Linked DNA regions of Homo sapiens: regions 2, 3, 4, 5, 6 and 7 are each linked to region 1. Evidence: chromatin loops called from intact Hi-C (ENCODE). Cell type or tissue: mammary epithelial cell. All regions are shown on one strand.

Region 1 (4,000 bases):
CCTTAGAATGGAAGAGGACAGTCATTTCTATAAGATCATGTTCAGATTAGAGACGCAAACATTTTCTGTCCTAGAGTTCTTCGAAGTTTACTGTCATGAGAAAACATTTCTTCCCTGAGGAATTGAATTCTGAAAGTTCAGGAGCCCAGTAGCATCATAATTTTTTTCCATTCATTTCTTCCAGTGCCCTATAAAACAATCGCAAAAATAATACAAACTCGATCCCAAATTAGATATAAAATATGCAAAGGTGTTGTGCTATGTAAGTAATGTACTTATTATCACATATGCGATGCAAATGGATGCAACATTCTACAGAATACTTCGGGAAAATAGAGAACGTAAAAATGTTCTGATTTTAATCACAAAATAATTCTATTCAGAAGTTAGCCACGAGAGGGCAGCATTGTCTACACAAACACAGAATGGCGACTGCATTTGAACCTCAGACATTTTCGTGAGGCTGTTTCACCATTTGGTTTCAATCACAGGGAATGATCATAGAAACAGCATCATTGATGCTTAAATTCACAGTTTTTAAAATAAAAACTCTAATCTCTTCGTCTGCGCAACCATTAGGACAAGGCTAAATATCGTGGAACAATGACACATATTTTTCTTATATTTCTCTGTCTTTTCCAGCATGTCTTCTTTACGCTCTACGCTCCGTTTCTGTAGTTTACTTACTTTGAAAAAAAAAAAAATCACCCGACTATTATTATGATTCTGGCCACATGAATCCCAGTGAGCATCAATTTCTTTGTCTACGGAACTTTTTTTTTCCCCTGGAGTCTTGCTCTGTCGCCCAGGCTGCAGTGCAGTGGTGCGATCTTGGCTCACTGCAACCTCCGCCTCCCGGGTTCAGGTGATTCTCCTGCCTCAGCCTCCTGAGTAGCTGGGATTACAGGCGCCCGCCACCATGCCCAACTAATTTTTGTATTTTTAGTAGAGACGAGGTTTCACCATGTTGGCCAGGATGGTCTCGATCTCTTGGCCTCGTGATCCACCTGCCTCGGCCTCCCGAAGTGCTGGGATTATAGGCGTGAGCCACCGCGCCCGGCCATCTACAGAACTGGTAAGCAGTCTAGGGTAGTAAATAGAAACAGGGCCCCAGCTGTGGGCAGGGGCTGCTTCTGCCACTTCGAGATTTGCTTTTCCCCATAGATGAACTGAAGGTAATAACAGCATCTGCCTCTCACTGTGCTGTTGTGAGGATGCACTTTATAATGGATTTCATAAGGTGCCTGGCACATAGAAAGTGCTCAGTAAACATTGCGGTAACAGTGGTGGACTCTTTTTTTTTTTAATTGAATGAGTTGTCAACATTTAAAAATCTGGAGAGCTCACATAAAAATCCTCACTGATCAGTTTTGTCCACATATATTACTTGCCCGGCTTCTGTGGGCACGCGGGTTGTGGTCCTTCGTGAGCCCTTCCATCTCCCACCATCTGTTTATTGCCTTTAGATGATGATAAAAAAAAACTGCACCATGGCCAGCAAGAACAGCTGTAGGAAGGAAGACTTCAGATTTTTTCTCCAAGTTGCAGAAGATGATTGTGCTCAGTCCTAACAACTCTCTGTAGATTCTTTTATCTGAGCAATCCAAAGCCCTTAGCGCTGCAGTTTAATCTAATTTGTTTCTTTTGTCAGATTTCATTTTGAGGCTGAAGCCTTTGAGAGACTAGCAGAGAGCATTTCCTATGGGAAATTTGGTTTCATTCATTCCTAGGTGGCAGGTTGGGGGGTCAGGATTGTCAAACTGGGGAGGACATCTGATGCCTGATGGTAAAACAAAAAGCCACCAGGGACAGGCTTAGGACAGTTCCACTGTGACATCCTTTTTCCTTTTTTCCCCTTCACTTCCTCAGCCCCCCTACCCCATGTGTTAAATGGGTTTTCTTATTTTTAATCTTAAAGAAAAAGAATTTGTGTTTATAAAATAAGATTTAAAAGGTTATTTCCTCCTCACAGTGGGAATCCAGGGAGATAGCTTGGCAGCCCCCAGGAGCTCAGGGAGGAACTCAGCAATCCTCTCATCTGTCTTACAGAACCGTGCTAAGTTACCAAAGGAAACCACCACTCATTTATCTAAACCCTTTGCAGTTAAATGCTCAGAGACGAATGCGCTTGTTGCAACTGCTCTCAGGGTGGCAGCAGACACTCAGAATGGTGTTTCGATTTAACTTATTGCATTTCAGCTAATTGAAAAGCAGAGCACATCGAAGGGCCTCTGTGAGAACACTTTTCAGACTATAAATCGGGGCTGGAGGAGATGTTTAATTAAATCAGTCCTGAGGTCACAGGAAGGAAAAGCAAACCTCTCCCTCCCAGACTTGACCTGGTTCACGTAGCATGGCAGCTGGAGAACTTGGAAATGTGTTAGTAGGACTAATGTAAATATACCAGATTAAAGCACTTCCCCGCCAGACTACGAAGCAAGAAATCGGATCTAGAGACAGACAATGGCTCTGACCTTCCAGTTTAATTCTGTATGCAAGAAACACACAGATGAAGATGGCCGGAGAGGCCGAATTGCTACGTTTCAGATTGCAGTGCGAGGACAGACTTTCTTAAAAGAGCTTATTTCCAAAGAATTCTGTTATTTGCGAGCAGGGACTTGGGAAGCCTTGAGTCAGTCCTGGGTCAGAACTGAGTGTTTGAAGGGGTGAATCATTAACTAAAACCCAACAGTTCATGAAGGAGGAAACCTAGTTAGAATTTGGGATCCTAGACAGGACACTAGCCAGGTGTCATCTGCAACAAAGGAAAGCGTGGCCAACCCAGCGTGGCCCACACAGGAAGGCTCCACACAAACCTATTGGTCTCACTTTTCTTGCTGAATTCTCTCTCAGGTTCATGGGCTTGTATGATGAATGTTCATGCAACATCTCTCAACAGCCTTCTCTCCCCATCCTTCCCAAATTTAAAGATAGGATCACGTGACAGAAAGAAAAAGAGCAGAATGTAAATGTGAAATCATAGCATTTGAAGGTGTGATCTTGGTTTTTAGCTAGAAGACGAGGAAGCTGAAGAAGTAACTAATTCAGGCCGGGCATGGTGGCTCATGCCTGTAATCTCAGCACTTTGGGAGGCTGAAGTAAGCAGATCTCTTGAGCCCATGAGTTAGAGACCAGCCTGGGCAACATGGTGAAACCCTGTCTCTACAAAAATGCAAAAATTAGCCGGGAGCAGTGGTGCACTCCTGTATTCCTAACTACTTGGGAGGCTGAGGCGGGAGGTTGGCTTGAACCTGGCAGGTGGAGTTGCAGTGAGCTGAGATCACACCAGATCTGCACTCCAGCCTGGGCAATAGAGCCAGACCTTGTCTCCTTAAGATAATAATAATAATAATAATAAAAGTAATTAATTCAGTCCAGCCAGTCAGCATAGGGAGCTAGCATGTTGGTCATAATTGCATGGCCCAGTCTGGAGCACATAGGTTCCTGTGATGAGCATCATGATGTGAAACAAAGCAGTCAGTGCCTTGGAATCATTACCCACTCCCCTTGCATCTCTAATCGTATATTGATTATGCTTATTTTTCATTCATAATTTTCTATGACTCCTTATTTCCCATGATACATCCAATTTCCCATGAAAGATCCATATCAGTCCTATTACCCCTTTGGATCTATTTGTTTGCTGGATCAATTCTCATTAAGACTTTAGTTTCACAGTTGTGGGAGGAGGGCAGGAGAGCTGTAGGGGAGGCATTTATTCACTTCTCCTGGTATCTGAGCAGGTAGACACAAAAACCTCTCCCCATGCCGTTTTTTCCTTATCTCTTCCTCTTGGATACTTTCTTGGTTTCCACTCTCTCCTCCTGTTTTCCTCTCCCTTCCAGACTGCAAAGAGGACCTGAAGGATGAGATCAGGGTTTGTGATAGAGGTCAAGCGTCTGCCTTACCTTAGGCAGCTGCCCCTTATCCCTCTTCCTGTTCTAATGATCAGCAAAGGAAGGAGCAGATGAGGGATCAGAAGAAGAGAAATAAGGACAGC
Region 2 (4,000 bases), 79 kb after region 1:
TGACAACAGTGTTGTTAGACACAGAACTTCGTCATTCACAGATTCATCATACAATTCATTCAGCCTTTAATTTTGTTATTTAATGTTGCTATACTTTTAGTAATGAAAAGCTAATGATCAGTGACTTTAATTATGTGCGTGTTCTTTTTTTTTTTAATTATACTTTAAGTTTTAGGGTACATGTGCACATTGTGCAGGTTAGTTACATATGTATACATGTGCCATGCTGGTGCGCTGCACCCACTAACTCGTCATCTAGCATTAGGTATATCTCCCGATGCTATCCCTCCCCCCTCCCCCCACCCCACAACAGTCACCAGAGTGTAATATTCCCCTTCCTGTGTCCATGTGATCTCATTGTTCAGTTCCCACCTATGAGTGAGAATATGTGGTGTTTGGTTTTTTGTTCTTGCGATAGTTTACTGAGAATGATGATTTCCAGTTTCATCCATGTCCCTACTAAGGACATGAACTCATCATTTTTTATGGCTGCATAGTATTCCATGGTGTAGTATTCTGTCTTCACTGGTTGTAAAAGAAGTTACTAGATGTTTCTCTTAGGCTATATATATGTGTATGTGTTTACATATATATATTTGCACAACCACTAGATAATAGATTAAGGTTTCTTATGAACAGTGAGCATAACACCACCAAAACTAAACTCAGAATATCTCCCTTGAGTCTGCTCCTCAGGCTTTCCTACCAGATGAAATGACACCAAGCCACAAACCAGGAGTCTCCTATGACTCTTTTCTTTCCCTCACCTTTGACATCCAATCAGCTAGAAAATCCTTGGCTCAGCTTTCAAAGTTGATCTCAGATTACTTCATTCCTCTCCACCTCCTCTGTTTCACCAATCTGCCAGTCCTTCCATGGATTAAGGCAGAAACCGCTTCAGTGTTCTCTCAGCTTCTTTTGCCCCTAGGCTCTGCATAGCAACCACAGTGGTCTTTCAACACCTAAACCACTTCACTTTCCTCCTCTCCCTAAAACCTTCCAGTGGCATTTGCTTGCACTTAGAATAAAATCCAAGTTCCTTATTGTGGCATGTTAGTTAAGGTGATACTGGCTGTGGTGGTGAATACAACTCTAATGTTCAGTGCTTCCTTCACACATGAAAACATATCCCTGGCTCAGGTAATAGTTTGGTGCACGTGTCCCTGGTTTTGAGCAATTTTCCTCCACATGGTGATTCAGGGACCCAGGTTTTTTCTTCTTGTGATCGTGTCGTCTGCTATGGCCTCAGAGCCTTCTACATCCAGCTGGCAGATGGAGGAAGAGAGAATGGAAAAGGCACACCCATTTTTTAACTGCTGTAACATTAATATGACCCCATTACAGCAACTCACATTCCACAGATGAGAACTGGTCATGATAACCTACAGGCCACATTTGGCAGGCTTCCAAATTACCACCCCACCCCGGGGGAGGTCTTATGATTCATGGAGTATATCCTGTCCTGAGTGAAGAATCTTATTGTGAGTTCTTCAAACTGTTAACACACTGATTAATACGTATCCTACTGACAGTGAAAAGGATGCTGATGTGTTTCTGAATCACGAAGTTTTGCTGATTTGTTTCTGAATCATGAAGTTTTACTGATTGTCTTGCACGTAGCACATTTTAGCCTGTATGATGTCACCTGCAGCCAATGATTGTAACCTCTGTATTGTAGCCTCCACTGAACAGGACAACTCTGGTATAAGGAGTCCTCCTCCCTTCTTCTAAACTTTCCCATAAAAGCCTTCCAGCTTGTAGCAGCCTCTGGCACACACACAACTTTGTTGGCCTGTCTTCCCGGGGGGACCCTCACAAATTATTTCTGTCTCAACAGCCTTAATTTCAGTTAAGAGTCACATGAACTTCCCTAGAAGCTAGTGGGGGGAGTGAGAAATGTAGTCTCTGTCAGGGAGATGCTCTCTAGGCAGTGAAAAGCGCTATGGAGGGCAGTCTGAATCCTTGGTGGCCAGCCAGCTAGCCATCCTGCTGCACATGGTCTTCCAGCCCCCCCATGACTTGCCCTTGCCCTCCTTTCTAACCTCCTCGCAACCCCTTTCCCTGGCTATGGTCCAGTCACACTGGCCTCCTTCCTTCTGTAACCTCAGACTCATCCTTGACTTAGGACTTTTGTGTTCTCTCCCTTCTGCCTGGAAAGTTATTGTTCCCAGACCTTTGCCTGGGTATTTCTCTTTAACACTCAAGCCTCAGTTCAAATGCCATCCCCTCAGGAGCCCTTCCTGACTATGCAATACAGACACATCACCAGGTTTAGTTGTCTTTACAACATGAATCAACTATCTGGAATTATCTGTGCTTTTTAACTCGGTTATTGTCTACTCTGCCCCTACTCGCCATCTGTGTAATGTAAACTCCATGCCTGACTGTCTTGCTCTCTGCTGTCTATATGTCCAGCACACAAAACCTGACTGGCACATATATGTCACTAAATACATATTTATTAAATGAACGGATAAAATCTTTTGGTCCTGGGTTCATATCAGTGAAGAAGAGTTGGTATAGGAACACCAGTGCCACTTTACATTTTCAATCACTAAGGTTCAGTTGTGCTGATCAATCATTCAACCAGTAAAATCAACCATTTCTTCTGCATTAAATCCTCATTGTACCATCCTGGAAGAACCTGGTGGTATATCTTAATCTAGTCAACCAACTAACCAACCAATCTATATCCTGTTAGAAATCCTTCTGTGCAAATTATTTTAAAATGTACTTAGTCTTTTGGAATTTTTTAAATAGTCTTTTCCTGACTAAATGTGAATCTGCATTACAAGTGGTACATTTTGCTTGCAAGTAATTCTTATTGCCACTAATAACACTACCGGGGAATACAAATAAACCAATGCAAAGCAATTCTAATGTCTGCTCCACCAGCCAGTTTTAAAGCTGCTAATGGAACTTGAGGCGTTAGAGTTTTGTGTGTGCTCAGAATTTCAGAATGACTTCTTAATTCCTTTTCCTTATTATTTCCAGGGTGGAAATTCAAAGCCCTTTTGAATTCTTATTGATGAAATTACTGGCAAAAATATGGAGTTTTATGAGCATATATTTTATTCTACTGCGAGGCAACATTAGACAATGAAACAAATATTTGTTTCAAAGCCAAAAGTCCTGAGTTTGAATTTTTTGGGTCTGCCATTTGTCAGCTGTGTGACCTTGGGCAGGTTGTTACTTTTTTTCTGTGCGTCATCAGTTTCTCAATCCATACAAAAACAGTGATAATCTTCACAGGGCCTTTGTGAGGAATAAATATGAGTGTTTAGCTTAAAGCCGACGCTTAGTAGGTGCTCAAACGATGTCAATTTTTCTCCTTTATGGTGTTCTTTACTCCATTTAGCCCAAAGTTCTTTAGAAGACAAAGTCTGAAAGAGCAAAAGTTTTAAAAAATATAGAACACTTTAACATAAAATTTCTCATATATGCTCAGGGTTGAATTAGAAATGTTGGGGTCATTTCTTTCTGTCTTGCTCATGTATCTCATAAGTTATAAGTCATGTTGAGTCTACTCCTGAATTATTCCTGGAGACCATCCACTTATCTCTGGATACTATACCTCCTTTTTCAGTAGGATAACTCCCAACTGGTCTCTTCAGCGCCTTCTTTTTCAACTCTATCCTCTATATTGTGTTACTGTTAGTTTTCTAAAATACTGATATAAACATATTACTTTCCTTCTTATGGCTCAGAGCCTTCAGTTGCCCATAGGTTAAAATTTGTCCATGTAAATTCTTAGCACGGTTTAGCTCTAAATAATTTCATTAGCCAAATTTTCTTCCTTTGTATTCTCACTCACCCTACATTCTTGTTATACTGACCTTTTCATTATTCCCCACTCTGTCTTCTGTGAGCCTTTCTGCCTTGAAAAGCAGTTTATTTTCTATCTAGAATATTCTACCTTCTCTTCTTTGCCAGGTTAACTCCTACTCATCCTTCAGGATCCAAGTCACATATCACTTCTTCAGCTCTGTTGTACATGTGG
Region 3 (4,000 bases), 340 kb after region 1:
AGGGCGTGCTTTCAAAAGAGTGAGGATAAAGCATCCCCTACCTTCGCAAAAAGGATCCTCTCATTCACATAGTTGTTAGCAAATCCTGATAGTGTAGGCGCCATTTTCATTTTCTTTTCCAAAAAAGCACACGCAAGGAAGAACTCAAGTTATTGAAGATCAAGCCAAATAAATGACCAAATTTCGTGGCAATCGCAGACACAGACACAAACATCGAAATATCTCCTTATTTAAGGCAGCAGCTCTGCTGGGGCCTACATTCCAGGATTCTCAGCAGAGAAAACATGTTTTCTTTATAGAGGAGTTTTATTAGCAGCAGTGTTCCGGTATGTGGTTCAGGTTAATTAATGATGTAGTCACACTGGTGTCTTGCCATGAGTTTTATTCTAGTAAGTAGGGCACTAGGAAATTGTATTGGCATATCTTGTCATGCCAAAAAAGAATTCTTAATTTGGACCACTAAAATACATTTCCATGGGATCTGTCAACAAGGTAGTTTAAGAATTCTTAATGTGGATACTGCCTTAGACTAAGAATGAACTCACCATTAACTATAAGTAGCAGATGCAGTGGTTTCAATGAATATATGCTGTTCTTAAATATTTTTTTGGCTGAGATGATTGAGACCTCAAAGACCCAGACCACCCACAAGCTCTGGTGGAGTTGACCTTCATTGTATGAGAAGATTTGTATCAAGGACCACCTTTTTCCCATGAGAGTGTTTATTAATTTTAAATCATGATGGTGTTTTAAAACTTAATTTGTGTTGTGCATATGTAGCAACCTTCCTTGGAGGTTGAAACAACAAAGCAACTGGATTGGAAATTAGATTTTCCCCCTTATGCTGCTAATGTAGTTCTTGCTCCACTGGGATTTCTCCTTTGCATGGGCTGATGATTTCTTTGAAACTATATGGAAATTGGTTCAGACAGGAACAAAGGGGAGAGGGGATGGCAGTGATGATTCAAATTAATGTCTCTTCCTCAATGAGAGTCTGGTGTGCCTGAAAGTGCATGTCATTCGGTATCAGTCAAGCCACCTAAGGTTAAGTGAGGTGCCAGAGCTACTGGAATCCAAACTTCAGGGTCTCAGCACTTGATTTTTTTCCCTGTCATGTTGGGTTGAATTGTTAATTTGAAATCTGCAACATTGCAATGGGGTTCAGAATTGGGCAAAGCACAATTTTACTTTTCTTTACATGATGGAACATCAACTCTTCCCCTCTCCCTCATCTTTCCCCAGCCAGGATGGGAAAGATTCCTATTGCCTGACATAATGAATAAGAGAAAGAACATCTTTGTGACTCTAGGGACAACGAAAGATTTAGAGAGAGAGGCATCCAAAATACATTAAAGAGAATCTACACTTCATTAACAGTGGCACACTATGCACATGTGAATGCACACACACACTCACACTCATAGGAACCCTGTACTGCTTATATTCCATATTTCCATCCTCCACTCTTGCCTAGTTCAAACTCCATACCCTCTTAATTGGATTTTGGCTCACTTCCAGGTTCAGTGTTCGAGGGTTCTGTATCTGTGAAATAATGATCCTGAAATAAATAGCACTTCTCAGTAGAGATACCTTTTCATGTAAAATTCTTAAAGGGAGTGGGAGGGAAGGAAAAGCTTCTGTGTTTAGGAATTTATGGCAAAGATACCAGGATGGGCCCACATAGGAATTTTAAAGGACCTCACCTGTGTAAGTGGTGTGTGGGGCTTACAGAAAACACGAGTCCTCGCCAACTGCTAGGTTTGAATGGACCTCTTCATTTAAGGACCTTTCATGTAAGGACTGATAGAAGTGGGGCTGCTAATGTCAGGGAATGAATTCCTGTGACCCTCAAGTGCTTCAGAGACTGGTGGCTGGAGTTGCCTTTCTCAGGGACATCCTGTTAGGTGACAGAAATGGGAATAAAGTGGGCTGAGCCTGTCTCTTTGATCTGTTCACCCAGGATACCAGTTAATAAGCAGTCATTATGCAGGTGAGGAGAGGGGAGGGGTGGGTTTTGTTCATGTTAGTGAATGCATGATGCAATATGGACTGCTGAGGAGAAAAGCCCTCTTTGTGTCTATTTGAAATGGGCAGCCACAAGCACCCACAACTGACCTCTCCACCTTGAAAAGAGGCTCCATTTGGCTTCTGTCTGATGAGTACGAAGCAGCAAGTGCCTTCTCAGTGTAAAAACTCGCACTGAGGAGAAATGATGAGGGAGCCTTTTGACCTAATAAGGTGAGCATTTTAGGATAGATTTTCTGACTGGAGACACCAGCTCACGTGTTCCCTGGAATTCCGGGATTGATTAGTGGCTTCATTGGTTCACTGATTGATTCAACTAGTATGTTTTGGATGTCTTTTCCAGGTACTGTGCTGGGTGCTGGGGATTCACTGGTACATACACTAAATCCCTGTTCTCCTGAAACTTCTATGTTAATAGGGAAAGATAAACGATAAACATGCAAGCAAATAATTTAGACCTTTCCAGGACTTGGTAAGTTCTAAAAAGCAAATAAAATGAGGTAGTATGATGAAGAATGAATGGGCTGTTTGGCCTAGTTTCTCTAGGCAGGTCAAAGAAGGATTCTCTGAGTAGGTGACAATGAAGCTAAGACATAATCGATGAAAAGGAAACAGATGTGCAGTGACCTGGGGAGTCTGCGTTCTGGGATGCGGACGGAGTTACTAGGGCTCTGAGAGAGGGATGAACTGGGGGCATTTATGCGAGAAGTGTCCTGTCTGAAGGGGAGAAGCAGAGGAGTAGAAAAGAGTAAGGTCAGATCATGTAGAGTCTGGTTTGCTGTGGTAAGGAACTGAGAGTGACAACAGGCCACTGAAGGATTATCAGCAAGAAGTTTGAGCCAGAAAGAGTCTTTGAGAGTGTGGTTCATCCATTTTTTTCAGGGAAGGAAGTGAATTCTCTACTCAGATTCAGTAGTTTGCTGGAAAGGGAAGGGGTGGTGTGGGAAAGGCAGGCGCTGAACCTGATTCCCAGGCCAGAGTTCTTTTCACCAATAAAAAATGACAGTTGAAAATAGCGTTTTGTTCACTCATCCTAATTGCTTCTCTTCCTGGTGGTTTCTGGAGGCCAGAGGAGAAAAGAGGAAGTGGCAGAGGGAGAGGGCATTCTCCAGGGCAAGGAGACAGCTTTTACTTCCAACACAGGTGCATACTCTCAGGGCTACCCCGTGAAGCTAAATTGGCCTCTCTGTTTAGAAATCCGGATCTGTCCCAGACAGTAAGCATTTAATTTTTTTTTTTTCCAAATGAAAAACGTTAGAGACAAGTAAATAACACCTATAGTTAAATCTGAAAATACTGACGTGTTCTACCAGAAATGTTGGTAATAAACACATGCACACTGCTTCTGATGTTCCTTTGGTGAAGAAGGAAGAATTTCTGGCTTTCATGATACTCTTGAATCTCTTCCTACCCAGGATTGTGATCACTGTTGACTTTCACTTTGATTGTTTGGGAGTTGATTCAATTACTCATTCATTCATTCATTCATTTGACAAATGCTTGAGGCAGGCTGCAAGTCAGGCACAGGTCTGGTATCTTTGAAGAGTCACATTCTTGTGAAGTTTACGTTTTAGATGTTGTGAGGCTTGTATCCATGGTGAAGCAGGAAATTAAACCTTCATAGCATCCTGTAAACATGGATTATTGAGTGTCTTAGGGCTTTTAATAAAGGCCTTGAGGTCCCTGTCAGAGGAGGGTTCAAAGACCACTTTCTTCCAGGTTCTCCAAACCCTTTTTTTTTTTAACCACTCAATGACAGCAGAGCTATCTATCAGTTCCTCTGAACTTGTTCTGAATGAGCTTTTCTTACTGTTCAGTCTTCACTCTCCTATTACTGTTTTGCTTCCTCATAGAATTCCAGATTAGTGGGCCCCTGGAAGTTCAGCTGGTAGATGAGAAAACTGAGCCCATTGAAGTTAAAGTCACCCAGCTAGTCAGGGTTGATCTTCCCAACTCAGAGTCCCCTGCTTACTTA
Region 4 (4,000 bases), 490 kb after region 1:
GGAATCTGAACATTCTGTGTCTTGCGCTGCCCAGAGGAGTCTACATTCCACTCCTGCCTTCTGCTGAGTCCCCATGCTGAAAGCCCACCTGCTTCAGTAATTCTCCAGTCTTCCCCTTCCTGCCCCCCTCACTTGATTATTGATGAGCTTTCTTGAGCTGCCACCACCCCATTAAATAACCCAGTTCTGCACTTGGTGAATGGTTTCCCACTCTCTGCAAAATAGGCACTTCTCCCTACTTGTCCAGAAAGCAGTCTGGTCGCTGCTAGGAAGGCCTGGCCTCTTGGCAGAGGGCCATAGGAAGAACATCACCCCAGCACTGAAAACCAGTTTTTTGGTGTGTAAATGTTTTGCTTGTTTGTCTGCTTTGTTTTTTAGCTTTAAAAACATCACTCGGCCATGGGAAAGGCAGGTATATTTTGATTGCTACCAGCAAGGCATGGAAACACTACTTCTGTGCGTTCTCAACATGGATCACTCTTAGAATTAGGTAAGAGAGCTGAATAAAGAGAGTTTTGCAGAAGAAGGGATTTGCGGAGAATATAGAACAAAGTTCCAGTGCAAGAGGGTTGAGGAAATCAGAAAGCAACTAGTTTTCTAAATTAAAGGGAAACCACATACAGACTCTGGATGAATTCAAAGGCATTTAAAGGCTGGGCTTTTTTTCTTTAAGTATCATTTTCATTTGCACAGATTTCCCAAGCAATCCACCTGGCTGACTTTACTCTTCTCTCATCCATATGGAGGTCTCTGGCTAAGTCCAAGGAGCTATAAACAAAAAAATACAAATAAGAACTGTGTAAACAGGAAGTCAGGCTCCCAAGCGAGAAATGTGTCTAGTAAACGATGTGACAACACTAAGGAGTCATTGTAGCACTCCTTGCTCTGATCTTATCCAGCTCTTTCATTTCTGTAAATGTGCCTGCGTAAACCAGCACCCCAGCCAACAGCCTATTGCAGGGGAAAGACACCTGCCTAGCCTCCCTCTTATTCCTCCATCACTTAGTCTGTCCCGAGATGTCATTGTCAGGCATTGGAAATTACAGAGTCAATCTGCCCTGCCTGTGATGGACTCCGTGTGAATACATCTCTTATGTGTGTTTCACACGCACGATCTGGTCAACACCCAGTGTTCTTTTTTCTCCTCCCTCCTCCCATCACCATCATCCACACGTGGCCATTCACCTCACAGTCTGGTATCTGGGGCCAACCTTACCTCTCAGGGGAGAGACTGATTTGATTTGCTCTTCACCCTGAACAAGGAGACCTTTCATTTAAAAAGGGAAGATGCTTTATTTCCCTGTGAATTAGAATAATGAAATATTTCTTGTAAACCTGGGAATTAAAATGGAGACAATATGAGTCCTTCAGTTTCTTTTATTGGTCTTCAGAGGTGAACGTGGGAGCAGTTGTAAATATGCATCAGGGTATCTCCTGGTCTGATGGTATTGAAACTCCATTCACAGCAATGCTAAGTGTCGCTGCCGGATTTGTCTCCAAGAGCTCCCTCCCATTTCTTCCCACCCTCTACCTCGCTTCCAGCTCCCTACCCTGGTTACAGTGACTTTGAAACTAGTAAGAAGCATTTTGAGGTGACACTCGAGTAGCTGTGTGGTCTGGAATGCATTATAATGTTATGTCTCAATTACAATATTCTTTGGTTGATACACAAGGCAGGCACAGCCAAGATCCAGCCTTAGGGCGCACTGCCACCTCCTGGAAAACCCTCTGTGTGCGGCGCCTGCTATCATCCTTCCTCCAATGCCACCAACCAGAAAACAAGCACTTGTTCATGGCCTTCTGTCTTTAGAATCCAAGATCTGGGCACACCTAGCCATCTTCTCCTGTCCCTTCAAATTGGAATGTACTAATTCCTGAAGGAAGTGAAAATGTGTTGCATTGTCTTTTCTTTTTTTCTTTTTTTTGGAGACAGAGCCTCGCTCTGTCGCCCAGACTGGAGTACAGTGGCATGATCTCGGCTTATTACAACCTCCACCTCCTGGGTTCAAGCGATTCTACTGCTTCAGCCTCCCGAGTAGCTGAGATTACAGGCATGAGCCACCACACCTGGCTCACCTGGCTCATCTTTTATATTTTTGGTAGAGAAAGGGTTTCACCATGTTGGCCAGGCCGGTCTCCAATCCTGACCTCAAGTGATCTGCCCGCCTCAGCCTCCCAAAGAGCTGGGATTACAGGCATGAGCCACCGCACCCGGCTGCATTGTCATCTTAATTACAAACAAGTAACTAGGTTGGGGAAGCCACTGGTGCAGAGATCCGTGATCATTACTCTCACCTTCTGCTCCTGAGGCTGGTAACAGACGCTGCTTACTGTAAATGAGTGCCTGGCACCAGTAGGATCCTGCCCTCGGGATCTCTGGAAGAAGTGCCAACATTATTTACATCATTATGCCTAGCGTTCCATTATTGCAACGCTAACCATGTGGAAGTTATTTATATCCCACTGCTCAAGGTCATTGCCAAGGTCTGATGGCAAAAATTCAAAAAATTGCAACCTCAGGCATAAATGGGTTAAGGACTGGACCAAGGACTTGGAGCAGAAGTCACATGCACAGGCAGAGTGTTGGAGTGGAGGAAGCCCTGAGTTCTTCGGCCCTATTGCTATGTGGTGATTGTTTGAGATTCCACCTTACCAGCATGTTGAGATGTCTAATGAGATATTTTCAGAAAACACCAAAGACACAGAAAAGCACCTATAGGTTTCCATTTAGACTCACAGCAAATGAAGACCAGCACACACAACTGTGTCTTCGAAGCAACCCTGCTGACTAGAGGAGGCTAGCTGTCAGGTTTTGGCTAGAAAAGCAAAAATACATCTGGGGAGATATCAGTCCCATCATCATGAAAAATAATGGGATAACATTTCTCTATCAACAGCTTTCCTTTAAAATAACAAAAATATGATTATCAGGCAAATAAGAACATATTCTCATTAATTGAATTGATTGATTTCAGTTAATTACCTGAATTGCTTAAATTCAACTAGTATCCCTCTGAGTCAGCAGTTCTTATCTTTTGAAAGGGGGGTTACAGACTCTTTGAAAAATATTTTTAAAATGTGAAAATGTCTGTATGCTTCTTCCAGAAAAATGTATACACATTTTTTCTATTATTTAATAATATCTGTGAAACCCCATCACCACTGCCAAAGTGATCTTAACAGCACTTAATTAAAAATGCCTCTTGTAGCTAGTTTTCTTTGCAAGCCTGGGTTCAAGTTTTGGGCATCCTGGTTAATTTGGGGAGAAAGGAGGGGCCACAGGAATATTTGCAATAAGCAGATCCCTGGGTTGGGCACCTACAAGAAATGGCCAAGGATATTTCCACTTCTCTTCTGTTCCCTGGCCTCACACTGAAAGTAGATTTAAACGTTCATCTTTTGAAAATCCTGGACCTTCAGAGACACACATCTGAAAAGCTCAGATAACACCTTGCTTCAGCTCAGCTCCGGGAAAACAAAGCTGAATCAGGGTTCTGCCATAGCACCTGTTTGGACATGCTCTCTGTATTTAGCCCTAGAGAAAAACCCTAATGAAAGTGATTTGGGAACATAGGCTTTCTTGTGGCAGGAGCATCAGACACCACATTTTCTGACAGTATCATTAGTATTAATAGTCTTAACTCCTAATATTTACTAAGCTCTTACATTGTGATTAGAGTAGGTGGTCTAGGGTGGACAAGTCACTCTGTCATGGAAAATCATCATTCAAAGCACTTTACAAACGTTAACCTACCTAATCTCCCCAACAGCAGTGTAAGGTAGGTCCTCTTATCCACAGTTTATCAATGAGGCAGTTGAGACACAAACATGTTCTGCGACTTGCCCAGGTACACAGCCATGAAGTGACTGGGCGGAGCTTTACCTGGGCAATATGGCTTCAGAGTTTTTGATGTTAACGCTTCCCTAGAGTGTCTCTCACTTACCTGAATCCTGGGAATGGTTCATGAAAATAGATTCCTGAAGATTTTGTGTAAGGGCA
Region 5 (4,000 bases), 230 kb after region 1:
ACTGGCACATCATCGCTTATACCACATTCTGTTGGTCAAAGTGAGTTCCGAGGCAGGCTTAGATGTAAGGGATGGAGAAATAGACTCCACTTATTGATGGGTGCAAATGCAAAGTCACATTGCAAAGGTGTGGCCTCAGGCAGGGGCAAAGGGCTGAGGGTATTTTTGCAATTAATCAACCATATTAAGGATGGCAATAAAAGTGGTGACTTTTCATTGCCACATTCTCCCTCCCAGACCAAGGCATAAAGGGCATGTACAGGCTCAGAAGTACCTTTTCCTCCACAGGAAAAGGGCTGGCCACAAGATACAGTGTGTTCTTGGTTGCACAGCTGTGGTGACTGGGGAATCGGGGGACCTGGTCCCTGCATGCACCACTGCTGGAGAACTGTGTGGACTCATTTGTGGCCAATGAAAGCCACAGAATCCCCAGTCCTTCCTGATACTCACTCAGTCACAAGGAGCCAGCACATAACTGAACATATGTATGTGTGTGTGCATGGTGGGGCCTAACACAGGTGCTAATACCCCTGTTGAACACCCCCCAGAGAAGGCAGCAAACACCAGGCCTTCTTTTAGCACCAGATGGCTCCCATTTTGCAAGTATCTGGTAGAAAACAAGGATAAATCAAAGTCCCAAAGTTCTCTCCCTTCCTCTCTCCCTCCTCCCAACCTCTCTGTCTCTCTCTTAGAATTGGGGTCTCACTCTATTGTCCAGGCTGGAGTGCAGTGGCACTATCACAGCTCACTGCAAACTCAATCTCCCCCGGGCTCAAGTGATCCTTCCACCTCAGCCTCCCGAGTAGCTGGGACTACGGGTGTGTGCCACTGTACTCAGTTAATTTTTTATCTGTCTCCTCTTTGAATAGAGCTCAAGTGATTCAGAATGAAAAGACCTTGGCACAGACCTGTTAAGGAAGCTCCATATAAGGTGAAGAAAACAACATGCTCAGCCATGTCCTTGCCTTCTGCACACGGTAGTGCATTCACTGCCTGAGAATTCAAGGCTAAAACAAAAAGAGGAGCTTTTGTTCCAACAGATAAGTACTTACCTTTTTCAAAAAATGCATAAGCTGTCCTGGGTGTTTAGCAGTTATTCGCACAGCTTTCCAAAGACTCACAGCATTTAAAAGCTAACTCTACAGAGATTCAACAGCTTCTTCCAGATCCCACCACAGTGGAAAAGAACTCCGGTGTCCTGGCTCCCTGTCCAGCTCTTCTCTCTCCCCTTCCAGCTGCCAGTTCAGCTTTAAGAAGTTCATTCTCCACATTCAGATGCAGGCAAATGCGTTTGACTTGAGCATATTGATTTCAGGCAGGTGAGAGTGGATGTAGCGATTCAGCTTGACAAATATTTAGATCAGTTAAGTGTCCTTTATAAAGAAGCACTTGAACTCAGTGTTTCCTTTACCCGACCATTTCACTCCACAAGCTACCTCCCCAGCATAAAATATTCAAATTATTTCTAAATTTCATCTACTGAAAAAATACTTCTAGGCCCTATAGCTACATGATATCTCCACTGGGAGCCCTGTCCTTTCCATGCCCTGGGAAAACCCGATCTAAAGCAGATTTAAATGACTCAGCAGTAGGACTCAGGTCTCTGTCTCTGCCTGCTTACTTGGGGAGTGCTCCAGCCTTAGGGGCTCTCTTGCACTCCAACATAGGAAAGAAATTATCGATGGCTCCATTCCCCAGCATTTGAGACTTTTCTTCCCACAGACACATTCCTGAGGACACCAGTCATGGGTAAAGAACTCCACTGGGGTCAGCGTTGGATCCCACTAGGCAGTTTAGGACTTGTAAGTAGAGTAGTGTGGACTTGGTGTTCCCAGAGCCTCTCACTCATGATTCATGGCTCTCCACCCCAAGCATCGGAACTTGCCCAACTTCACCACAGAAGGAAACAGACTGTAAGCTTGGAGGGCCAGGGAGGAAACCGGAGGCATGTGTGGGAGGATTAGAAACATGAAAAGATATTTACAGTAAGGTTCGCTTGTCATCCTCTTGAACTGGGGGTGCATAGAGTACAATAAGACCCCATGTGAGTATGTTAGATGATAAGGCTCAGGTTGGATGGGTGTGTAGAGTAAAGGCTTTGCATCACCTTTGCCAGGGTGAGGGAAGGCTATGGATAGCACAGGGGACCTTGATGATCGGGTGAGGGAGCCCATGTGGACATAGTGGTCACCAGCTACTTCCTAGTTCTCTACATGGGAGAAAGAGCCCTTCTCTGTAATCATGGAAGCTCAAGTTCTTGGTGGTTCAGAGGTTAGAGACCTCTGATTACTAGGACAGAGCAGAATAGCAGGGCTGGTCCTGGTAGATCAGACATCTCATGACATCCTTTAAAAGGGACTAGAATATTCAGAACTCCGGTGTAACTAAATGATCCTCAAGCTTTACCAGCAGGTGAGCAAGGTCCCATTGTATTTGGTACTCACATCCCCACCAATTCTGTAAAAGTTTGCCAACTTTCCCCTCCATCCCCTGCACCCTTTCACCAAAAGATATGCCTAAGAGTTCCCAAGAGACGTCTAACATAGGCCTGCATGTCAGCCCAGTCTTCTGGGCTGAGCTGCTGCACTGTTGCTGGCCTTGATGGCTGAACCTGATCTCTGTTGTGGCACCCACCACTCTTTCTCAAGCCTTGACACCTTGGCAGGCTTTGGCAAAAAGAGGAGAGCTGTTCTTCCTCGGCATTATGTTCACTTAGCAGGGTCCCACAGCAGGATTGCTTGGACCCCAGAGTATTGTAGGGCTTAATAAGACCAGCCCTTTCATCTCACACGCTCTATCCTTTCTCTCACTGGTGCACCCACGTCAGGTGTCTTGAGTGGGGAGTGCTCGAATATCTGCCACCAGCTTGAGTCAGAACCTCGACTTCCCTCAGCTTTTCAGGGTCTGTTACTGAGTCTGGTCCACACTCCAGGGTCTTTTCCTCACGGTCTGGGTCTGGTCTTTTTCAGGTGCCTACCTTTCCTCCCTGCAAACTGCCTTGAGTTGCCTCCCCTTCTCCCTTCCTTCCTGGTCTGTCAGAGACATCTTGTCTGGGTGCATATTTGAACCCCATCAGTAGACAGAAAACATGTATTTCCTTGAAGGCCCCTCAGACCCCAGGTACAAACATTGAAGTAAATAACAGCAGGGATGGGGGTTCTGCCTCGCTTCACCTGCCAGCCACGTGCAGACCTTGTTTCAGTCCAACTGAGACTTTAGCAAGTGCTTCATTCTGGTTTGTGAATGGCTTCCCAGTGTCTGTCACTGTGTTCACAGGGCCACCGGGGTTGGCTGAGTCAGAATACCAGCCATGTGGCATGTCGCATGGGGCAAGAGCTGTGCTGCCCATGGGAGTCCAGAGAAGGAGCACACTAAGGACCAACACCAGGTAGGCCTTGCCCAAACAGGACTCTAAAGAAGTTGGCCAAAAGAGGGTTGCAGATCTAGTAGTTTAGAAGTGGTGCCAAGATAAGGTCAGATTCCTTATCTTGAGCCACCTTGAGGGTGGCTGTCCTGACCACCTGCAATTGTTCACTACTCACCTGTATAGGCCAGATTGTGTCTGCCAGGCGGATGGACCAGGCTGGTTTGAAGGACCAGGGCAGATTACATGCCCCAGACAGGTGTTATACAGTGGTTAAAGCTCCTCCTTGTGTTTAAAGGATTATTTACAAAATGTAAAAAGACCCAAAGACTTTCATTCCTTTGTAATGTTGGGATTAAAATCTCAACTAACAGTAGTCTAACTGGATTGGAAATGGGGGATTTCCTATGGAAATTTCATTCTTTTGAATTCCAGCTGCATACACAGTAGATTTTTTCCCCCTATAAATGAAAGTGTATGGCAATCTGGGTATTCTCTTATTCAAGTAAAGATAGTAGTAAACTAAATATTTTTTAGTGAGAGGATTGCTTTATATTCTGCTTTTTCTGCTGTTGTTCACTAGGGCTTCTAATACAAATGTAGTATCACCCTCAATCAGCTCTTCTTATAATACCT
Region 6 (4,000 bases), 400 kb after region 1:
ATGGTTCAAAATGGTTTCCTTTATGGAAGTCACTTCATAAAATGTTAAGTAAAAAGTGGGAAGTGCTTCTGTCTTCTCTTTTGCATGAGTTGCTTTTAGGAGCAGGAAGAAGGTAGGCAAAGTAAGATAAAGATGCAACACATTTAACTACAAAAATCAGGTTCATTTTTTAGTTTATTAGAATTTTTTTGAAATCTTAAGAGGGCCAGCATTTCTGGCTACAATTTTGCACCCAGAACATTGCCAAAATGAACATTCAGTAAATAGAACCTGATTGAAATTTACTCCTGGAAGCTTTCCTTTGCATTTTCGGGAAGTGGCCACCTGCCAAGCGCAAGAGTTGGGGGGCAGGAGGGGAGGACTCAAATTCAGGGTGTCTGGATTAAATTTCGGTGAACATGGTGATATCTCAGTTTGAAAACTAGAGGGCCTATCCTGAGTATACATCAATGTCTCTTTGATGGCCTACTTTCCTCAGTGAGGATCTTTGGGAATACTTGAGATGGAACAACAGAAATGTGTGAAAGGAAGCAGAAACTTCTTGTAAATAACGTGACCTCCCACGACGAACTGCCTGAGGCTTCAGGGTTTTTTCTTGCTTTTAACACTCTTAAATCTCCTCTGTTGGTTCCTAATAGATCCCAGAAAAGGGAAAAATAAAGCTGCAGTTAACTTTCTTATGTGCATCCTTCCAATAGAGTACTGTATTTTTCAGGTGTTTTGCATTTAACATAAAAGTCCTCGGGAAACAGGTGTCAAAAACAGAGAGAGAAATCCTGGGCCATCACTTCACAAATATCCCAAACAAGATATTCTTTTCAAACAGGGCTCCCTCTCAGTGGTCATGAGGGAAGGTTGATAATGTTCTTTGTTGGGGACTGTTTATACAATTTTTTTTCAACTGTGAGCTTTGGAATCGTAACTTGCTGTGAGTCCAGCTTCTGTCTACTGCCATAAGATGGACCCCACGTCAGCATAATGAGGGTGGTATATATGCTCGCACCTAGACATGCGCATATGTACCTGTCGTACCTTCACGGAAGGAAAACAGGCTACTGACGTTTCGGAGGAGTAGCCACCAGTGCCTAATATCTTTTGGGGGGGATGGATGCTTATAATTGCCAGTATATCGAAACCACACTGGGAGTTCCACATAGCGGGGAGGGGTTGGGGGTGGGCAGAGGGGACATTTTAAACCTAGGCCTTTGGACTGGAGGCAGAACGATTTCTGCAAACCTAGGTCCTGAAGGCTTTGGGGCTTATTGGCTGGTTCTCAACCTTTTTGTTTTTTCTTCCCAGCATGCATTTCCTATCTAAACCCAGACTTAGTTTAATTTCCTTATCTTTCACTTCTGCTTCATTCCAGGGAGGAAAAATACACCTGTTAATGGCCAAGATCTCCTTGCTAACACAGAGGCAAAAATAAATGTCTAATGTTTTTGAAGCCTCCCCTTCCTTTCCACAAGCCCCCACCCGCCCCCGCGTCAAGCTCCTTCTCCCACTTCCTACTCCCACACAACTTCCCAGCCACTGAAACTTTTCTTTCAAATCTCTATTATCCTCTTAACAGTTGCTTGAATAAATTTATTTTTGCACTATACATTTTCTTTTTGCCAGATGTGTCTAACAAGTGTGTTTGGAGAGACCTACTCCCAGCCCCGTCTCCTTCCCCGCCTCCCCCCGTCACATTCTCTCAGGCCTTCTCTGGTATTTATAATATATCACAGAAGTACCCAGTCTTATAGCCCTCGGTTATGCCTTTTTTTGACATTTTATTTTTTTTAAGCTTTTTATATATATATATATATAAATATATTACTTTGTCAAGTTTTTTTGCTGTACAAAAGTCTTAAGATTTAAAACTATTATTTGTATTATATGATGGTGGTATGTTAATGTTACAAAATTATTAATGAAGAAAAAATTTATTTTTGTTACTGGTCTGTTTCATAATTCTTTTTTAAATTGGTATATTGTAAGATATCTATGCAAAAAATGTTATGTGACGCATTTTTATTTAAGAATGTAATATGTGTAATAAACAGTAGAATGTGTTTGGCCTTGGAATACTTTACTGTATTTCTCCTTAGCTTGTTTCACTGGGGAAAAAAATCTTCGAAAGACGCAAGTGGGTACTTACATACTTCGTGAAAGTTTTCTTTCTTGGAGAAAGGGAAAGCAAAAGGTTGTATTAGGTTATCTTCGTTTGGGAAGTTGTGTGTGTGTGTGCGTATGTGTGTATTTTATAGTTTCATTGAGGCAGCTCAATGCCCAAATAAGGGTCACTGAGTTTATTTCTTCAAGGGGAAAAAGGGAGCCAATTGTTGGAGATTATGAAAAGCAATATTTTAGAATGATAGAGATTACAAGATGTTATTTGTTTAGGGGGTTGGGAGAGGCTTATTGAAAGCGGTTTATTTGGCGAGAGAAGGAGGCAGTTTGTTCTGGGATGGTGTTTAATAGGAACCTATTGGGAAAGGATCTTTGAAGCAGTCTGTGAAGGAGGAAGGGTAAAGATCAGAGGGAATAATTTAGGTGAGGGGTAGGGGGCAGTAAAATGACAGGAGGTGGTTGGAGTGGGGAGGAAATGGGTAACCGGAAGCCAGGAAATCCAGCTGGCTGTGGAGAGTACAAAAAACTAGATGGAAATACAAGCAGCTTCAGACCCAGAGAAGAGAGGGAGATGAAAGCCCCAGGGAAAATTCTCAGAACTGAAAAGAAAAGTACTAAAATCTCTGCCACACACGACTTCCAGGAAAGAGCATCACCAGTAAGGAGGAAGGTAGAGAACCCAGCTGGTGGTGTCGCCTCAGCATCCCGAGCTCAGCGATTCCCCGAGAGAAGTGGTGTCATTCACAGGAAACAGCAGTAAAACACATTTGTCACATGGGACACAGCAGTAGTCAAGCTTTCTTTGCATTCTTTGGACTTACAGAAGTGGATACGGTGGTGAATAACCTCTATCCCTAATCAAATGAATCTGACAAGAAACTTTCCAATAAATGTTTACTTTAGAAACCGTGGCTAGTGTGACTGAATTTGCTGCATGGACACAGACATTTCTCATGTCCCTGAACAGGAAACAGGTGTCAGGAGTGTAACAGCGGGTTTGGAAGGGAAGCTGAGTGATCAAGTTCTTGCTCTCATAAAACTCAAGGTGAAGAGAACAGTAGGTGCTGCAGGGGCCGGGAAAATGGTTTTGAAGTGTTAAGCATCAGCTGCCACATCTCCCGAACAGGCAAGTGAGCTGGGCAACACGGCAGCTCAAAGCTGACTGAGAAGAAACCACATGTGTAGTGGGGAAAACACAGCCCCTGGAGTCTGAAGACCTGCCTCCTACTCCCTGTGTCTTCAGTAGCTCTGGGACTAGATGAGTAATTTCATTCTGATAACCAAAATCATTTACCTGGAAATTTCTCTGAGTGAGGAAGGATAAGATAGCTTGGCAATATTACCTAGAAGAAGGCTCATTATTCCACTCCCTGACTTACAAAAAGATATCACATTGAACATTTTAGGTGAAGGACAAATTGCACTGTACTGAAATGTTCAGACAAGAGGGTGGTAAGTCTAATCTATCTGCCATAAGGAAATGAGATGGTTTACATAAGTGAATATGCTAAAAGACTTAAGCTTACATATTTAGAAATGAAATTTTTGCTTAAGACTGGTCTAAATATATATATTGCCCACTTTACAACCTTTTTGAGCATCCATTTTTACAATATAATATAAATTCAGGGATGACTCCAGACTGCCGGGTTGCTTGCCCTGGCACAAAATGACTCTATACTTTATATTGGGTGATTCTACTTTCTCTTCTGTGTTCTCCCTATTTAGAAGTTGCAAGTTCTTTGTGTGTCATCTTCTAGAAATATTTATCTCCTAGTCAACTAGACGATCAACTAGGCAAGCTTGGTAACAAGAATTCTTAAGTGCAAAAACAACTATAATTTGAATCCAACAGGCAGTAGTCTGAAAGTGTAACCTGCATGTCCTA
Region 7 (4,000 bases), 780 kb after region 1:
GGTCCCACTCAAATATCCTTAAAAGTTACTAACTGATGACTGCTAGGTCTTACTAGCTCCCCACTAACATCACAATAGTTTCCTGAGTATTATGGGACACCCCTCCTAACCAGAGTGTCTCAAGACTCTCTCCGCTCCTTCTGACCACAAAGGGATTTAAGGCTGTCATTTCTCAAAAAGAAAAATTCTCCAATGTTGATGGGTCAAGAAACTTGGCTGTGGTGAGGAATTCCCCTCCTCTACTTTATATCTTTCCTACATACAGACTTCTATAAAATGACGAGTGCTTATTTTTAAATTTGTTATTTATGGCTTAATTTTCCCCAACACCACTCAGGAATACAGGCCCAATATTATCATACCCTGCAAAAGTTTAAGACAAGCCAAAATTTGATTTTATTGAAATCTATTTTTAAATTAGCTATTAAATTCAAAGAATTTGAGTGCATTGTGCAGCTGCACAAAACGCAGCTGCAGATTTAAGGGTTTATCCTAAAGGTTGTAGCACACAGCACCCTGCATATAGAAGGCACTTCGTATTTTGGGAAATAAATCAGACTTCTATACCATAGCGTATATGGCATTAATATAATGCCATTTGAAAATACTATCATATGAAGATGTATTTGAGTAAACAAACGCATTAGAGTCATTTAATAATCCTATAGTTTGGGAGAAACTTTACACTGATTTGGCAGCTCAGACATCTTCTGTATATTTTGGGTTGCTCATTCTCTACCTGGATATTCTTTTTTTTTTTTTTTTCTCATCTACTAGTGACGTAAGCTGTGCTTCTATTTTAACTGGCAGATACCGCTGTCTGAAGTGTCTCAACTTTGACATCTGCCAGATGTGTTTCTTATCTGGTCTTCACAGCAAGTCCCATCAGAAGTCTCATCCTGTCATTGAGCACTGCATTCAGGTAACATTTAATGTCACATACCAAACTATTCATTAATCAATTCAGTATAAGCTATAGCCATGAAAAAACCTTCCCTCCAGTGAAACCACAGATTCTGCTCCTGTCATACATTGCAATATTTAAGACTAAGCAAGTGGCAAACTCCACCTTGAATATCTCCCAACGTAAGTATGATTTCTTCACATTGTATGTCTCAGTGGAAGTTTTTGGCCACAAGAACAGGCCAGAGTTCAGTCTGAAGTGATTGATCAGATACTCTGGAATAGAAAATGTCAGTGAAGAGTTACAGGGAGCAGCACTGGAAATGGGTACAGATGGAAAAGAGAAGGGCTCTGATATGGCAAAAATGATGCAGCAAGACTTCTAGTTACTAACATATTTTTGGAGAATTTTTCTTTTTTAACATGTCTTTTCCTGAACCCTAAATTTCAAATATTTCTTCTTTAGGAAAAAAGAAAGATTATTATCTCAATGTTGACTGAAAAAGTATACAACTAAAACTTCACAGCTGCCTTTCAAATTTTTTAAAATTATAAATACCTAGCAAGTGAATTCAGTTCTTTGTAAGAAGAGAAACAGCATAGTACATTTTAGAAAAAAGCATTCTATTTTTTCCCAGAAAGAACATTTTCTTTTCATTACTAAATTCCAGTGAGTAAGTTTCTTCACACAGATGGCAACCTCCTCAAATACCACAATAGCGAAGGATGTTGACTAATTAACTTTGCCAAGGATAGTTTTCCCTCCTTCTCTCCTTTACATGAATGGCCTGCAAAAGTCAAGTGCCTGAATCTTGCCAAATAATTTCCAGTGGGCATTGCCTTACCCAGGTCCTCAGGTTCACAGGCCTAGGATCTACCTTCCTAGTGCTAAAAGTCTTGGATTTGTTGATGTTAGAGTGACACCATGTGGCCACTTTGTTATTACGCTTTAAATTTCAAGTGCTGAAACCCTTGAAATGAGACATCTCATTCCTTCTTTGCATTTGGTAGAAGTTCTTAACTTGGGGTGAAATAAATGGATTTCGGGTGAGCCTGTGAGTCCACTGAAATTGTATGCAGAATGGAATGTGTGAGTATTTCGCTGGAAATAAATCCATGAGTTATCATCCAATTCTCAAAGGCATCCACAACCCTAAATGTGAGCAACCACAGGCTTAGTCCTCTTTGATGCCCTCCTCTAGGTGTAGAATGCCAAATGACGGGGTTACTCTAAGGAAGAGGACTTATTGAGGGGGTTTGGGGTGTTTAATTTGGAGACTTATGCTATTTCTATGAGAATGTGAAGAAATTCAGGGACAAGAAGGAGGTAAGATTATTTTTCTGAGGACTTAAGAGAAATAATTCCAAAAACTTTCATGGTGGCCAGTCCATCCAAGTAAGGAAGGAAGACCACACGTAGACTGATCTGACGCTTTTTAAAAATGTTGGCCCTTTCAGCAGATGTCAGCAATGCAGAATACAAAACTTCTCTTCAGGACCCTCAGAAACAACCTTCTTCAGGGGCGCTGTAGGAAGAAAGAAGCAGCGAGAAGGCAGCAGCTGCTGGACCAGGTGAATCCAAAGGGTGTGCCTCACCATGCGCAGGCCAGGTGAGTGGCTGCGAGGATTGGCTGATCCCACAGAGCAGCCACCAAGGGCCCTGGGTGTTATGGTAACCGGCCAGCAATCTTTCTAATGCTGAAGATCCTAGACAAGGCAGGAGGAGGGGTGAGGGTTGGACTTCAGATATTTTTTTCCTCTAAAAAGGGCCTTTAATTTCAAAGTAGAACTAAGAGGCCACAACACCTTTTGGTGACCCATCCAGATGTTTAGAGTTATTTCTACAAATGAAACCATCAGAAAGACAAAGAAGATTTTTAATATTAGAATATTTGAATAACTTTGTTATATTCCTAGTTTTTGCTGGTTTGCTTTTGGAAGGCTAATTCAGAATTAATACTTTATTTAAAAAAAAAAAAGGAAAAGAAAGACACTCAGCATACCACCACTCACAGATGAGTGCTGTTCACATTTTAGTGTGAAACAGAGATTAACCAAAACAGGGATTATGCTATAGATACAATTTTTCATTCTTAGTTCCCAAAACATCATTTTTAATGGCCTTACTCTCTTCCTTATAAGAAAATGCCACAATTCACAAGCAATACATTATTGAACATTTGGCTATTTCCAAATGTTGCCCCCCAAAATTCTAGAGTCAACATCTCTATGCATGCATTTATCTAAATATTTTTATGTTTTTATTAAGGGAAAACTCATTCAATGAAAATCATTGAATAAAAAATTGCGAACTTGGTTAATCCTCGAAATTCAGAATGCCAAATTGTGCTCCAGAGGGGCACAGCCTGCCACTTCCAGTATATGCATCACATACCTGATCACCAACCTAAAGATGACCTTTAAAAGGTTTTTGTGACCTTCATTTTTGAAGTAGCCACTTCTTTGTAATTTAAAATAGCAGAAGATAAAGGAGAGAAACACTTTTTTTTTTTTTTTTTAGAGACAAGATCTCACTCTGTCGCCCAGGTTGGAGTGCAGTGGCACAATCATAGCTGACTGCAACCTTGGATTTTGGGACTTAAGCGATTCTCCCACCTCAGCCTCCCAGGCACATACCACCATGCTCGCTGAATTTTTATATTTGTGTTTTATAGAGATGGGGGTCTCACTATGTTACTCACAGGGGTTCTTAAACTCCTGGCCTCAAGTGACTTTCCCACCTCGGCCTCCCAAAGTGTTGAGATTACAGGCACGAGCCACCATGCCCAGCCTCATCACTTTTGAGAAAAAGAAATATTTATTCACTTCCATTTTGCCTACTAGGACTATAAGAATAGATTAGTTTAAATCAGATTGGTATTCATTTGTTAATTTCTTTTATAATTCTCTAATCTTTTCTCAGACATCCAGCAGCAAATCTCCATCTCAATCCCAGACCCCTATTTCTGTGGTCATTTTGTTGCTTTAAAGTTTGTTGTATTTTAAAATATGTTTTTATGGCTCTTTAAAGGATAAAGTACACAATGACCTCACAATTAGATGCTATCTATTATTCCTATGTCACATTTACCTATCA

The links. Peaks named below come from ENCODE experiments on the same cell type or tissue, not always from the same donor. Only the 100,000 strongest peaks of a DNase experiment are listed, where the experiment ranks them.
Region 2: it touches region 1 in a loop (5-fold over the local background); 3 of 110 quality-filtered maps call a loop at or near these places.
Region 3: a loop joins it to region 1, with 5 times the contacts of the local background. A loop is called at or near these places in 19 of 110 quality-filtered maps.
Region 4: it touches region 1 in a loop (15-fold over the local background); 107 of 110 quality-filtered maps call a loop at or near these places.
Region 5: a loop joins it to region 1, with 10 times the contacts of the local background. A loop is called at or near these places in 15 of 110 quality-filtered maps.
Region 6: a loop joins it to region 1, with 3 times the contacts of the local background. A loop is called at or near these places in 7 of 110 quality-filtered maps.
Region 7: a loop joins it to region 1, with 14 times the contacts of the local background. A loop is called at or near these places in 87 of 110 quality-filtered maps.

The regions. Positions count from the first base shown.
Region 1 is chr2:207,471,482-207,475,481 of GRCh38, reverse strand. No RefSeq gene overlaps it. Among named protein-coding and RNA genes, the nearest start is that of CREB1, 56 kb to the left of the region's middle. In mammary epithelial cell, CTCF peaks have their summits at 395 (motif pointing right) and 2,150; a DNase peak (open chromatin) is centred at 2,161; H3K27ac peaks cover 1,047 bases.
Region 2 is chr2:207,392,545-207,396,544 of GRCh38, reverse strand. No RefSeq gene overlaps it. Among named protein-coding and RNA genes, the nearest start is that of MIR1302-4, 130 kb to the right of the region's middle. RefSeq lists an enhancer at 962-2,161. In mammary epithelial cell, no CTCF peak of the experiment used is centred here; DNase peaks (open chromatin) are centred at 844, 1,594 and 2,184; H3K27ac peaks cover 3,065 bases.
Region 3 is chr2:207,135,085-207,139,084 of GRCh38, reverse strand. The region is part of intron 1 of KLF7 (KLF transcription factor 7); the gene reads left to right. Among named protein-coding and RNA genes, the nearest start is that of MIR2355, 27 kb to the right of the region's middle. In mammary epithelial cell, no CTCF peak of the experiment used is centred here; no DNase peak of the experiment used is centred here; H3K27ac peaks cover 1,074 bases.
Region 4 is chr2:206,979,623-206,983,622 of GRCh38, reverse strand. No RefSeq gene overlaps it. Among named protein-coding and RNA genes, the nearest start is that of CPO, 42 kb to the right of the region's middle. RefSeq lists a silencer at 1,636-1,785. In mammary epithelial cell, a CTCF peak has its summit at 1,720 (motif pointing left); DNase peaks (open chromatin) are centred at 1,702 and 3,502.
Region 5 is chr2:207,237,208-207,241,207 of GRCh38, reverse strand. MYOSLID-AS1 (MYOSLID antisense RNA 1) reads left to right here. Exons shown (of 4, transcript NR_110283.1): 2 at 870-931; 3 at 3,277-3,388. MYOSLID (myocardin-induced smooth muscle lncRNA, inducer of differentiation) reads right to left here and starts at 1,397. Exons shown (of 3, transcript NR_146555.1): 1 at 1,122-1,397; 2 at 909-1,007. In mammary epithelial cell, a CTCF peak has its summit at 3,629; DNase peaks (open chromatin) are centred at 917 and 1,747; H3K4me3 peaks cover 1,424 bases; H3K27ac peaks cover 3,405 bases.
Region 6 is chr2:207,073,155-207,077,154 of GRCh38, reverse strand. It overlaps KLF7 (KLF transcription factor 7), which reads left to right. Exons shown (of 4, transcript NM_003709.4): 4 at 1-3,018. Among named protein-coding and RNA genes, the nearest start is that of MIR2355, 35 kb to the left of the region's middle. In mammary epithelial cell, no CTCF peak of the experiment used is centred here; no DNase peak of the experiment used is centred here.
Region 7 is chr2:206,691,688-206,695,687 of GRCh38, reverse strand. DYTN (dystrotelin) reads left to right here. Exons shown (of 12, transcript NM_001093730.1): 8 at 811-922; 9 at 2,365-2,513. Among named protein-coding and RNA genes, the nearest start is that of DYTN, 25 kb to the left of the region's middle. In mammary epithelial cell, a CTCF peak has its summit at 1,843 (motif pointing left); a DNase peak (open chromatin) is centred at 1,797.